2 separate regions of the Homo sapiens genome follow, and region 1 is linked to region 2. Evidence: chromatin loops called from intact Hi-C (ENCODE). Cell type or tissue: dorsolateral prefrontal cortex. All regions are shown on one strand. Links, peaks and the distances in the headings refer to the core of each region. The heading gives the core; the rest is flanking DNA.

What was found. A loop is a pair of places that touch in the nucleus more often than their neighbours do. Peaks named below come from ENCODE experiments on the same cell type or tissue, not always from the same donor. Only the 100,000 strongest peaks of a DNase experiment are listed, where the experiment ranks them.
Region 1: a loop joins it to region 2, with 4 times the contacts of the local background. A loop is called at or near these places in 11 of 110 quality-filtered maps.

What each region holds. Positions count from the first base shown.
Region 1 is chr16:61,941,286-61,949,556 of GRCh38, forward strand. The region is part of intron 2 of CDH8 (cadherin 8); the gene reads right to left. Among named protein-coding and RNA genes, the nearest start is that of CDH8-AS1, 27 kb to the left of the region's middle. In dorsolateral prefrontal cortex, for the core only: a CTCF peak has its summit at 4,965 (motif pointing left); no DNase peak of the experiment used is centred there; H3K4me3 peaks cover 727 bases; H3K27ac peaks cover 357 bases.
Region 2 is chr16:62,030,765-62,039,035 of GRCh38, forward strand. It overlaps CDH8 (cadherin 8), which reads right to left and starts at 5,674. Exons shown (of 12, transcript NM_001796.5): 1 at 5,316-5,674. LOC124903777 (a long non-coding RNA gene) reads left to right here and starts at 5,826. Exons shown (of 2, transcript XR_007065217.1): 1 at 5,826-6,013; 2 at 6,449-6,669. RefSeq lists an enhancer at 3,475-3,976. In dorsolateral prefrontal cortex, for the core only: no CTCF peak of the experiment used is centred there; DNase peaks (open chromatin) are centred at 3,552, 3,717, 4,678, 5,667 and 1 weaker place; H3K4me3 peaks cover 5,000 bases; H3K27ac peaks cover 4,885 bases; H3K27me3 peaks cover 2,083 bases.

The DNA of each region.
Region 1 (8,271 bases), core at 2,047-7,046, 89 kb before region 2:
TAAGATTTCTTCAAAGAGTATCTTCGTATAGATCTTCTTTGACCCAAAATGATTTGAATTATAATAATGAAAAACAATAAGTAAAACAAAGCGTCATATTCTCCCTTGAAATACTCTCTTTTTCTTGATTTGCAGAATATATCACTCTCCTGTTCTTTTTGTTTTGTTTTGTTTGAAACAGAGTTTCACTCTTCACTCTTGTTGCCCAGGCTGGAGTGCAATGGCACAGTCTCCGCTCACTGCAACCTCCGTCTCCCAAGTTCAAGCAATTCTCCTGCCTCAGCCTCCCAAGTGGCTGGGATTATGGGCATGTGCCACCAAACCCGGATAACTTTTAGTAGAGACAGGGTTTCACTGTGTTGATCAGGCTGGTCTTGAATTCCTAACCTCAGGTGATCCACCCCCCTTGCCCTCACAAATTGCTGGGATTACAGACATGAGCCACCACATCTGGCCTCCTATTTTGTTTTGTTTTGTTTTGCTTTTTCCTGATTGCATTATCTTTCATAATCTTAATCTCCTCTGTTGACACCCTTTTCTTTTGCAGAACTCAAAAGACTGGCTCCCTCCAGTAGCATCCTCAATTTTCTCTATTTACACACTCTCCTTAGGAGATCTTATCTCATCCTTTGATCTCTCCCTTATACATTAACCTGCTCCTCGTTTTAGTAAATGGCCATACCATCTACCCAATAAGTTCTCCTGACCCCTCTCTTCTCACAAACACTACATCTAAATAGTGGGTAAGAAGTGGTGGCTCATTCTCTAAAAATATTCCTGAAGTCCCAGTTTTATTATTTCCAATGCTACCCATTCTCTATATTATAGCCTAATTGATCATTTTGATTTTTTTTAAAGAATCATGCTGTTGCCCTCAGTTTAAAACTCTTCAGTACCCACCCATCACATTTAGAAAACAGACTAAGGAATGGGCACAGTGGCTCACACCTGTAATCCCAGTACTTGGGAGATCAAGGTGAAAGGATCACTTCTGCCCAGGAGTTTGATACCAGCCTGGGCAATGTCATGAGACCTCACCTTTACAAAAATAAAAATAAAAAATTAGCTGGGTGTGGTGAGGTACACCTGTAGTCCTAGCTGCTCAGAAGGCTGAGATGGGAGAATTGCTTGAGCCTAAGAGTTGCAGGTTACAGTGAGCTGTAATCCTACATCTGCACTCCAGCCTGGGCTACAGGTTACAGAGTGAGACTGCCTCTAAAACAAAACAAAACAAAACAAAAAGAGGAGAGGAGAGGAAACGGGCTAAGCTCATTATCTTGATTCACATAGTGACCTATGTTACCTGACCTTGATCTTACACTCCAACTTCATCTCATACCACTCTACTGCTAGCTCACAACTCACCAACCACCTGGATTTCTTTCTGTTCCTCTAACAAGTTCACCTTGTTCCTTGTTAAAGACATTTTCATTACTCCCCCTTTTCTTTCCATAGTTGGTTACTTCTAGTCATGCACAGGGTAGCTTTGAAAAACACCAGTTCCAGCTGGGCATGGTGACACACACCTGTAATCCCAGCACTTTGGGAGGCTGAGGTGTGAGGCTCACTTGAGCCCAGGAATTCAACACCAGCCTGGACAACACGGCAAAACCGCACCTCTACAAAATATACAAAAAAGTGGTCCATGCCTGTAGTCCCAGCTATTTGAGAAGCTTAGGTGGGAAGATCGCTTGAGTCCGGGAGGCAGAGGTTGCAGTGAGCTGAGATGCTGCCACTGCACCATCTTGCCTGGACAAAAGAGTGAGACCTTGTTTCAAAAAGACAAAATCAAACCAAAACAAAAAAAGAAAAACACCAATACAGAAAATATTTTCCAGAAATCCCAAACTAATCATCCAGTCATTCTGCATTATATCACTCTGTTTCATCTTCTGTATTTCCTTATTCTCCAACCTGAGACACTAGAATATAAACTTCATGAAAGTAGAGGCCTTATCTGGATTCGTCTGTATTTCAGCACCTAGAAGAGTGGCTATTTCAGCACCTAGAAGAGTGGCTCACTAACATTACGTGTTGCGTGGTAGATTGCTGAATGAGAGAACAAACGAATGTAAACAAACAAGGTGGTAGTAAAATGAATTTTCATCAGCTAGATTCTAAACACATGAGAAAGATAAAATTCAGGGGATATATTCTGTCCTTCTTTAGATTAGTTTGGGATTCTGGATAGGTGTTTGCAGATCAATTTCATGTCAAAATAGTATGGAGCTTTTGATAGAGTGGTCATTCTACTCTGACACAAAACCTAACTGCTCACATGAATACCAAATAATCCCTTACCATGTCTACATAAGAACTGGGTTTATTCAGACACACAAGGCATTTTATATGTTTTTTGAATAAATATGTATTCTATTTTCCATGTACTGTGTTAACTTTGGAAAATATAAGTGAGACAGAGTCCCTTTCTCAGATCCCTTGATCTAATGCAGATAGTAGAACAATAAATACAAAATTAATACTACAACATGAAAAGTGAAATAATATTATAGGAAGGTATTATAGAGCTCAGAGGCTGAATAACACAGAGAAGGCATCTTTGGAAGATTCTCAAAGCAACAGAAGAGTTAGGTGAGAACTGAGAAAAACAGAATGAGGCATAGTGTCAACAAAAGAAGGGAATCAATTTACCAAAGCCAGTGGAAGAAAACTCTCAAGTAGACAGAAGTAGATAAAGCACATCAACAGCATAGCTTAATGGTAATAACTGGATCCTTTTAGACTGGGTTTGCATTCCAGCTTCCCTGAATAGGAGTTGTGTGTCTTTTGGGCAAGCTACTTATTATTTCCTTCTACAGAGGAGAACCATGGAGGCTTGGAGAGCATTGTTCATTACCTCAGAGGGGCATTGTGAGGCTGGAATGAGACAATAATAGGTATAAAATATGTAACGTCACAGTTCTTGGCACATGAGTGCCCCGTGAATTTTGCAACACTCAGTTGAGAAGCACAAAGTGACAGGAAATGAGTTAAAGGGATAGACAGGAGCCAAATTAAAGAGTCTGGATGTTGATTGTCTGAGAATTTGTAATTGTTGCTGCTTTGAATTCAGATACGTTTAACAGAAAAAATATACCTCTAAGGGTTCTCAGTTGTTCCCTTCTAAATACTGCTGGGGGAGGTGGCATTGCCTGTTAGATACACAGTTTAGTTGTTTCAATATTGCCTGTATTGATTATTAGCTGAATCACCTGTTTCAAATTATTTAAGCTTTCACCTCTTCTTTTAAAATCAGGAATAATTTTGGCAGCTAACTTATTAGGTTTTTATGAGAATTAAACATATTAAATCAGTGTAAATCACTTACATTTTGAGAGATATTAATATCAACAAATGCACAATAAATAGGAGCAGGCGGGGTGTGGTGGCTCATGCCTGTAATGCCAGCACTTTAAGAGCTGGAGGCAGAAGAATTACTTGAGGCCAGGATTTTCACACCAGTCTGTGCTGCATAGTTAGACCCTATCTCCAAAATAAATAAATAAATAAGACCAATGCAACAGGCATGGTTCTGGTTTTCTCATTTTTTTAAACAAGGCTTCTCAAGTTCAAGGATGTCTGTCAATAATGCAAAAACAGAAATTAAAGTAAAAAGTGCATAGATATAGGTATAGATATAAAATTAAATTCCTATCAATGATAAAGGAAAGAAAAAAAAATGGCCCAAATCTAAGACAGCAGGTTCAAAGAAAACTCAAGTTCATCACATTTACTGCAATGGAAGATCCAGTATTGTTGCCCATTATAGTCAGGGCCTTACCATCAGCACTTTAGTGAGGAGAACATTTGGCTTTTGAGTCTGACACTCCTGAGTTTGAATTGAGGTTTCATTCTTAAGAACTCTGTGATGTTAGCAAATTCTTAAACTTTTGGAGACTTTTAAAAATTGTTTCTAAAGAAGACGTGAGATTATCCATACAACAGGGTCATTGTGAAGATTAAATGCAATGGTAAATGAGAAATGCACTCTATCTTTGTTAATAGAATTTGCATCGGAATGATCACAAAGTCAGCTGCTTCTTAAAAAACGGTTATTACTGCTCAGAGAGACACATGGTAGCTGGCAGGATACTCAAGCCTCAATCAGTCCTGCCAAAAGGCCAATTTCGTTTTGTGCCTAGATGCATGATTAAAAAAAAAAAAAAAAAAAAGATTCAAGTTTATCCACTCCGATATGTCATCTTTCTTACCCTCAAAGGTTACCTGAACTCATAGGCAATGTGGATCTCTGGGAGCATCCCTACTCAAAGGTTAGCTGCAAAGTCTAAGTTTGCTTAAGAGTTAAGAACTTGACAAGGAAGAACAGAGAAGAGCAGACGGTTGAGGAGTGCTAACACCTTCTTTAGGAAATCCAAACCCAGGGAGTCATCAGCAAAGGCTGAGGGATTAGCTTCAAGGAAAATAGCTATTTCAAGACACTGAGGAGAAATTAGAAACGACCAGCTGGTGTGAATCAAGAGAAATATGTTGCTAAAAGGTAGTGGGGCAAGCTGTTTACAGGGAACTAGGCTTTCTAACAGCTTTCTCAGGCACCGTGATTTTTTTGTTTTGTTTTGTTTCTTTCACTATTTCCTCCGATTTTTCTTCTAAATCCTTTGGAAGGCTGTAGAATGAATGGCTGTAAAATGTGAAAAGAAACGTGGCTGAATCAAAGGATGCTTTGTGATTTCTCTTTATTTTAATGAGTCACAGGCAGAATGGATTTTGGCATCTTCAAAACTGCTATCTGTCAAAGGATTCTCAAAAATTTGAGTTCACCTTCCTGTTCTGAAGTTTCTACTGCCTCCTGCCCACTCCTAATATCCCACTTGCACACAGGAAAACATACACACATGTGCATGCACACACACACAGAGGACCTCTGAAACACACTCATGGCCAAAGATCTACCCTGCTGTTTTGGAGAAGACCACCAGGTGTCCTCTAGTGGTTCTTTTGCTTTTTCTGGCCTAAGATCCTTCAGAAAATTGTATAGTCAAAGACCCCACAGGAAGTTTGAGCAAGACTGGGAACTCTTTTCTATTTCTGTAAAGCAAAAACTATGTCTTCAAGAAACAGTGGAACTCACAAGAATTGAAGATTGTGTGTCTTTCATGGTGCCTAACAGAATTCTAAAGAAAGCATTAGTTTTTACACCTAGATGTAAAGTATTCTTGGAGAAGCAATTTAGGGAAAATTAAAGGAGATAAATTTCAGAGCCAGGCACAATAGGACTTGAGTTCCAGCTTCAACAGTTGATGCTTGCTCAAGCTTTTACTTTCTCCTTTGAGGTAGGCAATAGAATCATGCTTATTTAATAGGTTAGGAAACTGGCGTTTGATAGGTCACAGCTTTGGTACATAGTAAATGTTCAATACACAAGTTTTCTTCCATCTTTTCCCCTCACATACATTAACCCTCTTGATCCTGAAAACAGATGCAATTTAGGTGAAACAGGGTTACTCTGAAGGTCAATGCCACAAAGCAACTTGCCCAAGTAGACACTGCCTATCAAGCTATCTGTTGATTCTATTCTGCACAATTTGGACTCCTAATAAATAATTCCTAAACTGAATAGCAATACTTCTCTTCTTCTCTTGGGTGATGCAGAACAATCTTAGGTGCAGAATTTATAGAGCAGAAGAGAAATGATTGATGTTCCATGTAGAACACAGAATCAAACTGTGTGGTAACTAAGATTGGCAAAACTGTTATCTGTTTCCTGTGTAAATGTTCAACTCTCCTATTTACCAGGTAGATGTCAGTATAAGGAGTTTGAAACATCTCTGCTTCCTAAGCCCAAGAATTTCAAGACTGATCAAAAAACAGTGTCACAAACAGTACCAAAACAACTTCACCCCATTATTTAATTCTATACATGAATATTATTTCTAAATTGAAGTATATTTGACTTAAGATTGAGTATGACTATTATTGCAATGACTACAAAGACATGAGGCAAATATGATTTTTCTGCAAGGCAATAAAATATTTTTATATGAAAACAGTTTGAATTAAAAATTATATTAAATGTGTCAAAGAAAATGTTGAACATTCCCCAAGCACATATTTTTGTACCTATACCATTCAGGGATAGATTAAACTTCTTTTCAGTCACATGGATTCATCAAACCTGTATTGCATTCCTATCATTTGCCAGAGAAGTTACACACAGGAATGATGAATAATACATGGTCCCTGCCTTCAAGGAGTTCTCATTCTAGGTTGAATTTTCTCCCCCTATATATGTGAGTCTGTGGAAAGTAAAATAGAGCAGAATTTGTTTCAGACAGTGTAAATCTGAGGGAAAGTAAAAAACATTTTTTCCTCTAAATGAAATAACACATTCCTTTTCAGACTTAATATATGAATGTGATTTTTTTCTTGTTCTACATGTTTGTTTTAACTCATTCTTTAAAAAGCTTCATTCATTATTCTAGAGTATTACAAGTTATGTCTAAGATTAAAATAAATGTTAAATGGTTTTAATATATATTTAAATGTCAACACTGAATTGTTATTGGTCAACTTACAGAGCTATTAGGGCTCTGTTCTCAAATAAGGGATGGCTCGAGAAAATGAAAATAACCCAAGGGCATGCTCAGCTGATGGAATTTTTATCCATACAGTGAGATAGTCAGGCAAACTCTGTGGTCAAGAGCACAGGTCTTCCAGTAACGTGCCATTCACAGTCTCCATTAAATCTTCCCTGACCCTATTTCTGTCCTGGACTAGTTATCCAATACCCAAGAGCCTCACATTTGATACTGGCACAATAATGAGAAAACCACACAAAAATCAATCAATCATACAAACGTATGACCCTAAATTTGGGGAAAAACTAAGAAGGTGTTTGGAGGGAGCTGATTCTGTAAAAAATAACATAATGGAAGAGACAGATATTAAAATATGTATGAAAGCATTAACTTAAAACTGCCTATAAGAATTAGCTTCTGAGGATTTCTGATCTCCTGCTTCTCTGCTCGTTCTGATCTAATCATTGTCGGGTATATTTTAAAAAATATATCATGAAGTTGGAAGAAGTTGAGAACACAGCCAAAATCTAACATCATCTAGAACAGTGCCTCCCCAATAGTAGACACACTACTCATTCATTATTCACCAAATATCTTTCAATATGTAACCAGAATACAATGAGGGCTCCAAGTGGAAAATATGCTGTCCCCCAAAGGTTATCTAAATTCATAGGCAATGTGCATCTCTGGGAGCTTCCCTACTCAAAGGTTAACTGTGAAGCCTATATTTGCTTAAGAGATAAGAACTTAACAAGGAAAAACAGAGAAGAGCAGACAGTTGAAGAGTCCCAACACCTTCTTTACAAATACAAACCCAGGGAGTCATTGTTGAAAGAAACAATAGCCCAACAATAGATGTTAAATCCGTAGCTTTAAGCCCGCTCAAGAAAATGCTAAAGACGAGAGTATATTCTAATTGTTGGAACAGTGTCTTTTTAAGAAATCTTCCTTTTTAAAATTTTTATTCTTAATATTTTTGACAAAAATAGAAAGTAATCTGTAAAACTCTTCTTTCGAATCGCATAACCCATCCCGACATCAGTGGGTCACACAAGTATACTAATCCCATGGAGGTGAAAGTGGAGAAGAGAATGAACATGTTCAAAAGTAATCTTACATATCAAAAGTGTTTAAATGCATTTTTGTAAACAGTACCTACCGTGTGTATCTTATCTCACATCTCTAAATTGGAGATACACAGTAGAGGTCAGAATTTAAAAAGTTCTGATTACTCTTGCAATGAAGAAACATATTACAATTTAAATAACTCATGAGTCTTGTAGTTGATATTGAGAATCTCTGTTTCACATTGTCGCAGCCGCCAGACTAAAGACATGGGTATCAGGCTTTCTGGGAAAGGACTCTCTAACAACCCCTGACTCTTTGGAGTTGGGAGCGTAGAAGGCAGCTGGACTTCCTGGGTGGAGTGGGGACTTGGAGAACTTTTCTGTCTAGCTAGAGGATTGTAAATGCACCAATCAGCACTCTGTGCTAGCTAAAGGATTGTAAATGCACCAATCAGCACTCTGTAAAATGGACCAATCAGCACTCTGTAAAGTGGACCAATCAGCAGGAAGTGGGTGGGGACAAATAAGAGAATAAAAGCTGGCCACCCCAGCCAGCAGCAGCAACCTGCTTGGGTCCCCTTCCACACTGTGGAAGCTTTGTTCTTTCACTCTTCACAATAAATCTTGCTGCTGCTCACTCTTTGGGTCCACACCACCTTTAAAAGCTG
Region 2 (8,271 bases), core at 1,930-6,929:
GTAATATCTTCAACATGCCTAAAATATCAATAAACACATCCACAAAAGTACCTTATCATGGCACACTATTTTTCCCTGTGTCTATATGTGAGGGCCAGGTATCCTGCTGATTAATACAGAAGAGTATGGAATTGTCTTTGAAAACACCCATAGTTGCAATTCACATGAGGGTAAGGTGAACTGTTCAATTCAAATACAAAAATATATGAAAGAAAAAGAAGGAGGGCAGGAAGGAGAGAGGAAGTAAATTAATCCTTAATTATTTTTTATACATTCTCAACAATGTACAGACATTGAGTCACCCATGCAGCAACTCCACAATTAGTGCATTTTTTTGCCAATAAAATATAACTTTGCATCAAATATAGTTTAATAGCATTCTTTGATGCAAGTCTAGTCTTGGAGGCATTCTCATTTTTACAAAGCTGAATTATGTCATTTTTTATATTCCCATATCATTTAAAAGATGATTGTGAGAGAACAAAAATATGCTTTGTGGAACATGAGTAAGATTGATTTGAAAAAATGAGAAAAGCTGTGACTAAAAATAGACTTAGGAGGACTTATGAAATTTCTGCAGAGAAAATTGTGGTAGATAAGTCAAAATATTGAACTTTGGATATGATTGTATCTCTTTCTTTTAATGAAAATATGCTAGTGTAGGGTGCAGGGTCTTTGCTAATTTCTTATCGCATAAAATAAATATTTACTGAGCACTAACTCTGTGCTTAGCCCTGAACCATCCATCGTTCTAGCATTTGCAATTGTCTTTGGCAGTGGAGGCAGAGAAAGAAAACTGTTTGAAGGTTCCAAATATAAATGGTATTCATTTATGATACTTTCCAAAGAGATACAGAAAATCACATCTATATACTTCTACCTACTAAGAGAACTTAAACACACACACCCACAAACACACACACACACACACACAAGACATCCAAGCAAGAGGATGGATATTGTTTATGATAGGAAATAGCACATGACATTTAAAACCCAGGAAATAAAGCTTAAAACTTGATAAGAAAAAGAAACAGTATTGGCCCCGGTGCTTTGCCATGAAGCAACAGAGATTTAGTTAGCGGCAACATATGGTAGAAGCAGCTAAATGGCATCCCTTGAACTTATTTCTTTTCTGACCTTTTGAAGTTGCCAGGTTCAACTAATTTTCTCTTCATGGTTACATCTAAAGCAGCTTCCAGAGACAGGAACAAACAGTTCAGCAGAAATAGATTCGCATCACAATTTTCTGTAAGAATGAATTGAGAAAGCACTAATAGCCCTTTGGTTAATTAAGCCCTGCTAAATCGGATGATGGCCTTTGTCCATCAAAAAATTGTTCTATTTCATAAACATACGTGTATTAGATACTGGAGGGGAATTCCCAGCGCCACAGATAACATTTTTTGAAAGACTGATCAATATACAAATCAGAGTAGCCAGAAAGGCAAATCAAATAATCTAAGGCAGATGAAATGGCAAAGGGAACATGATAAAAATCTCAGACTTGAGCCAATAAATGAGTTCGTTATCTGGGCACATTTTCAAGAAGCATGCTGTGTATATGTGTGTGTGTTATTTGCGTGCGTGTGTGTGTGTACATAATACAGAGCAACAAGAATTATCATTGGTTTATCTACACCCTCCCACCCTGAGAAGTGTATAACACACCAAAGTTAGGACGTTTTTCTTAATTAAAAAGCAAAGTTAGACCATTTCCTCTGTGAATGCCAATAGCGCTGAAAACAAAAAGAAAATTGTTTTTCTCCACCAGCTACACTGAATAACTTTGTAACAAATATAAAATGACTGAAACCAGTTTCAGCAGCACCACTGAGCAGAATATTTTCAAAAAGAAGTCTTCGGACCTTAAATTGCACCTCTAATAGAAAGGCTTCTCCGATTATGCTTGTCCCTTGATTTGCCAGACACAAAAGTTTGCGGATGGACCAGAAAAGTGTGGTTGGAAATACGAATTGAATGTCACTTTACCCCTTGAAAGCCTTTGGTTTTGCATGGAAAATCTGCTCAAATTGGAATGTTGATAAAGCCGTGAGGTGTGCCACCTTGAGTAGAAAAATAACAAAGATTGTCATTTTTTTCTTTAAAGCATTAATTTACCTACATTGATGACGTTTTCTGAACAGCTGTTGAAGTGTGGGTTTGAACTTTTTAATATGTGCATGTTCTTTTTCCCCACCAATAAACAATGAAAGGAACCTGGAAAGCAAAGCCCAGAGGTACAATTTCTTGAATAGAATCATTATATTCTCATTCTTTGGAGTTTCTGTGCTTTGTTCCAACAATCTGTTCCTCCTGACTAACAAGCAGTATCAGACCTTTGAGTACATTCACATCAGTCTTTACAAATGCCTTCTCAAGTGGTCTTCTCCATCCAGCTGAGCATTCCTGGGCTGTTTGTTTGTTTTGTTTTACATCGATCATGCTGCCATTGGCTACTTAAATTGTGTTCAGTGCTAATTGAGGGATTGCTATAAATGAATACTGTGTTGACCACAGTTCTACATAATACCCAAATAAAGTTGTTTTCCAGTGTAAGGAATTCCTTCCCTTCAGAGTTGACATGTCTACAGCAGGCAAATGGAACTGCTATTCTAGTGAAGACTGCTATCAAATTTTCTGTTCTTTTAGCTAAATTCATGCAGCTTCAAGAACTCAAGAAATGCATCCTACACACCAGAAATGCAGCCAAGAAATGTTACAGAGTCTTGAATGTAGAGATTTACCCATCTTGAAGGCTTTAAGAGACTGTAAATGATAAAGCAGAAGCACTGATTTCTAACAGTAATAATAATTAGTAATGTAAGAACCAATTTGCAGGGAGAATAGATTAAAAAGTTTGAATGACAGCATTACAGCACAAGTTTCAGAGCACATTAGCCAGTGTCTCTAAAACATTTGGCCTATTTGCGATGGTCAGGGGATAACTTGACATTCACTTGGGGAGTGTGGGGATCAGAATGAGGAAGGTGAACTGCCACGGAAGGGCTCTGAATGAAGCAGTCCCCGGAGTTGCTGGAAAGACTCCCCTCTCTGTTTTCAGAGGGATTTTCCTCAACTCCTCGCCTTCTTCAGAGTCCAGAAAAAAAAAAATCAAAGGCGATTTAAAATACTGTGACTGCTCCAGCATGAAATGACTATGTGACAGCGAGCTTCAAATCTGCTAAAGCAGAATTACAGAATATTATTATCAGAATTATTATTTAATAAGGGGGATAGCTCTAGAATTTATTCCAGCCACAGAGCTCGGGGAAGTGGAAAAACATGTCTGGACATGATGATTATGGAGAACTCCCTTTAAGGGAAAAAGAATGTAACCCTAAGAGAACATCCTTCAAAGGTACCACTTCTCTCTGTAGAAGAATCCCACTCCCAGCCCCCACCTCATATATATATCTCTCTCTCAAACACACACACACACACACACACACACGCACACGAAGAAATCCCTGCAACACTGGACACAGCTGATGCAAAGCAATATCTAGGCAGGGATTTTACTGGTATTTAGCATGAACGACAGGGCTCACTTTGCATGCAGTGAGGTGCAGCAGCGAGGCTGAATGGATGGAAAATCCCACTTTCGAATCTTACATAAACATCTTTCCCACATATAGTTTTCCAGTTGAAAAGCTCCTATAATAAAGCCTGAGGTGACAGCCCAAGGAGGGTTTTTAACCATTGAGATGGCTGTCAGGAGTGTTGTAAAGAGAACAGGCGCTTCAAAAGCCAGCCCCCATCCCTCGGATCTGCTTTGCGATGGTACCGGATGCGAGAGGACAGTACTCTCGCTTACCTTCCCTAGCGTCCCCTCGTTCCCATTGTCAGCCCCCAGATATCATGACGCCAGGTGAAAGAAAGCAGCTGATCTGATTAGCAGCTCGGGCGCGCTAAGGGATTGTCGAATCATGCCTCCTAAGGAGGAAACTCTTGTGGAATCTTCAGGAAAGGGTGGTAAAGTTGAAAGGACCTTTCCTCCCTCCCGCTGTCTTGGTGATAAGCTCTATCGTTTAATTGGTGCTGAAGTGAGCAGCTGCCAGCCCGATTTTCCATTACGGACTAATATTGTGCGTTTGCAACAATAAACAATTAATGTGGTTTGATTTCTTACATTTAGCAACCCAAGCAAACAGCTGCCATCTCCGCTGGTGGAGGCAAACGGCTAGTCCTTGACATGCCGCCGGCTCCGTGCCTGCGGGGGAAGGGTCAACCGCAAGGAAACTTTGAGGATTCTGCCAGACTGGGTGGGGGAAGGCTCTGGTGTTTGGGAGGAATAAGCGGAGGAAATTGTGGATACCTGTTGGCATCAGCGTTGGCGGCAGCACGTTTTTTTACCGTTTCCCAGCCTTGGCTGGATCCTGGGAGAACCGGAGTAGGTCCCTTATGAACCTCTTACGTACTGGCAGAACCTAGGCAAGAGCCTTTTTCCCTCCGATCCTGCGAGGGGCGCGACCAGCCCCTCAAAGGTTCCCGGATGAGAAGCGGCCAGACCACAGAAAGCGCAGGTCTGGGCTCAGCTGTCCCTAGGAGAGCGGCTACGGAGTCCCCGGCTTAAGGGGGCCTCCGTGCACGCAATCTCGAGTTGCGGGGAGACACTGCCTGGGGGTCCTGCAGGGGTGCTGGGCAGCGTCTTGGCGAGGGCAGAGCCGCAGGGCGACTCCGGAGCCCGGCAAGTTTGTAGCGGGCACCGCACCTCCCAGAGCTGGAGCTGCCACTTGTGGGAAAGCCTCGCGCTGGGGCTTTCGCAGCTGAGCCTTGGCCCGCAGCCCTGCCGCGGGGGTCGCCCTCCCTCGCCTCGGAGATGAGGCGGTGCAGAAAACCAGCCATAGACCACTCGGGCCCCCTCGCCTCCTTTTTTCCCTGGCTTGCACCCTCCGCACAGCGGGCTGCAGGTGCTTCCCATTCACCGCACGGACCCCGCAGTGAAGGCGCGCGGCTGCAGCCGCGCCTGCCTGCGTTGGGAAGCGGCGAAATAGCCAAGTCGCCGCAGGGAAGGAAACCGGCAGGAAAACTGGAGGGGCACAGCCTGGAGCTTGCTACTCTCTAGGATCTGTTGTCAAAGCAGTTTGCAAAAACAGTCAGGCAAAACCTTGAGGCGTACGTACGTTATCACCCACGGATATCGCGAAAGACACAGCTTAGCCCAGAGCCTATGCTAAGAACCCTCATCCACCATCTGAGGGGCAGGAGGCGCGCAAGGTGTCCGAAGGGGCATGGGAATTCCTATAAGAAACGGTCCCTTCTGGATAGTCGGAACATAGAGGAAAACGGGGGTGGGTTAGGGGAACACTTACTCTTGTGGGGCCCTGCGCTGGCGAATGTCAAGCCTCCAGGTTCACAAATGGCTGGAGGTGCTCGGGGTTAGCTCCCGAGGGCGGCAAGCGCCGACCGGTCCTCGCTCGCTAGGCAGGCGCCTCCGGATTCCGTTCATGCCTCTCGGAGCTACAGGGCTTGGTGCGGAGACGCAGGGCGGGCGCGCTGGGCTCTGGGTGTCCGCAACCCAAAGTGCAGCTGGTGTCTTGACGCTACCGTCTATGCACAAGCCGGCGGCGGCGGCGGAGCTTGGAGGAGGCAGGGAGATTCCAAATAAATCCACTAATTCTGGGCTGAGCGCTCCGGCGTGCGAGCCCGCCTGCCTGCCAAATGTAACTGTGAAGTGATGTGGAAAAGTGAGCCGGGTGCCTCCCCTGACGGATCTCATTGGGCAGAGCGCAGAGGCAGGTCTACCACTTGGAAATTCATGTAAGCAGTCCCCCCTCCCCGCCCCCTCCCCGCCTTCCCCCTTCGCTCTCCCGCGCTGGCTCGATCGCTCTCTTTCCCCCTACCCAAGTGGGCGCACAACTTTTCGCTCCTCGCTCCCGAGCAAGCCCCGCGCGTCTCTGCCGCCAGAGCCACGAGGTGAAGATGCGCCCTTCCGCGCGGTGCGCGCAGCCCGCTGAGGACCGAGCTCCTGGATAAGTGGGCTGGCAGATAATAACAGCATGCGGATGAGGTACCTGCGAGCTTTCTCTCTAGAGGTCTCACCTGAGCTCTGGGGCTGGCGTTATGTTGAAAAGCGTCTCAGTGACCCGCAGCTATTTTCCGTAGGAGGAAGAGGACGCGACAGGGCAAAGGGTTGAGCGTGGGCAGCTTACCTCCTCTTTATTCCAAGGGCCTCTTGCGTACAGAATAGGGTGATTGTGAGACCCCTGCCTGCAACTCAGACGCTATGTAGAGGCTGTGTGTCGCGGTTCTGTGATGGAGCGCATTCCTGATGTCCCCGTGCTCCTTTGGGAAAATGGGATGAGGGACAGCAGAGTGGCAGCCAGGAGGGGCGCGCAGTAGTTGGTTGTGGGGAGGAGGGCAGGCAAAGCAGAACTTGCTTGGGAAATAGGGGAGGAATTTCTAGGTCTTCTCAATGTGCCCTGATCTTGTCATATCCTCTCAGATACCATCCTTGCGGTTCTCCTGCCTCCACCAAGACCTGCCCTGTCTGTGGTCACTTCAAGTCTTCTGATGGGCTGCGCTCAGATCTTGAGAAATGGCCACCCTGGGGTAAAAGGGACCATGAATCAGGAGGTCCAGATTTCTTTTCTTTTTCAACACTGGGGCTAACATGTAGACGATGCCACAGTCATCATCTTCTAATAAAATTAGATAAATATAAGACAAATAAATTCTTACCTTAAAAAAAAAAACCCTCCCCTCCACAGGAGATCCCGATTTAGTCCCTTCCCTGTGTGCACTAGACGTGAGCCTGAGGGTGGATTTTACCATCTGGGGACAGAGCAAGAACAGAAGGGGGAAAAAGGTGCAGGGGACAAGACGCACAGTCTGTAGAGCTTGTACTGTCTCACTCAAATTAATGAGAAAGAGTGAACAGAATGAGAAAATAGGCACAACATGCTTATGATATTTATGCAAATTTGACATTTTTTTGTGTGCTGCATCTGACAACCCATTGTGAAATGTGAAAAAGAGTATTGGCTGTAGCTCTAATATCTGATTGTTTCATGTTCTAGCTGTCATAGGCAAGAAACTTAGTGGATTATTTCAGAGAGGGAGAGGTGAAGAGAACCAAGTGGTATTTTTTTTCCCCCAGGCAGTCACTAAGTAACTGTTTGTTCTCTTCTCAGACTGTGTCTGCTTACAGGGTATTGGAATTGGCTAATTCTGTCTTGGAAAAAGGAGCAGCAGTCAAGGCTCAATCAAATTATAACTGCTGCTAGACCAGACAGTCCCAAGTGGACAAAGAAATAGATCACATTTTGGGTTGTGCTTAATTTCAGATATTCATTTTCACTTGAACAAATAATTTGAACCGTTCCTTGGGGTAACTTCTTACATCTATGAAAACTCAAAAAAACTCATGTGCTACTGAAAGCTGGGGATTGTCACAAGTAACAAACTTGTCTCAAAAAAAAAAAAAAAAGCCAGATTGTTAGACAATATCCTCAAATCTCATTTTCTTAACAAACTATGCTGACATAGTAAAGATAGTCAGAATCCAATGGCTTTTAAAGAGAGCCAGAATCCAATGGCTTTGGGTATCTAGGGTTAAGAAGAGTTTGCTTTGACTCATCTTGTCCATATTTACTCTTACAGCAGTTATATACATTGTCTTCCCTGAATTTTGGTCCTCTGGAATTCAGGGTAACCTGTCTATACCTGCTAATATCTGCTCAAAGCGTTACAATAGGAATTTCCTGACTAATTCTTAAGAGAGGTTTGGATGATTAAGCAGTGTGATAGAGGATTAGGATAATGTTAGAAAGCCCTATAAGGATATTTCTAAAATAATCAGGGATGCTGAAAGACAAGGCATTTATCTCTTTAACAATTCCACCCACTCTTAATAAGATGCAGTGTAATGTCACAATGGTGAAAGCCTACCCCCTTAAGAAAGTGTTTTCTTTTCAACATCCTCTCCAGGGTTACAGCCTTCCAGCGGGAAGAGGACTGTGGTACATAGGCTTTTTAGAATGGCAAGTGAAATTGCATGTGTTGTGGAGCATTGCGGGGGAGGAAGGGTGAGGAATTATCTGATAGGGCAGGAGTATAATTGGAGAAGGAGTTGGGGGGAGGGAGAGAAGATTGCATTCAGAATAACCTTGGCTGACTAATGCAAAAAGTAGAATGAGGCAGGATGTCTCTAGCCTGGGTCTCGGTGACAGGCAGGCAGTTTTGCAGGGGAGTCTACTGTAGAGAGTGAATGAGATGGAGAGGGACTCCATGTAGTAAAATACACTTTTATTTTTTCACTATGGCTGG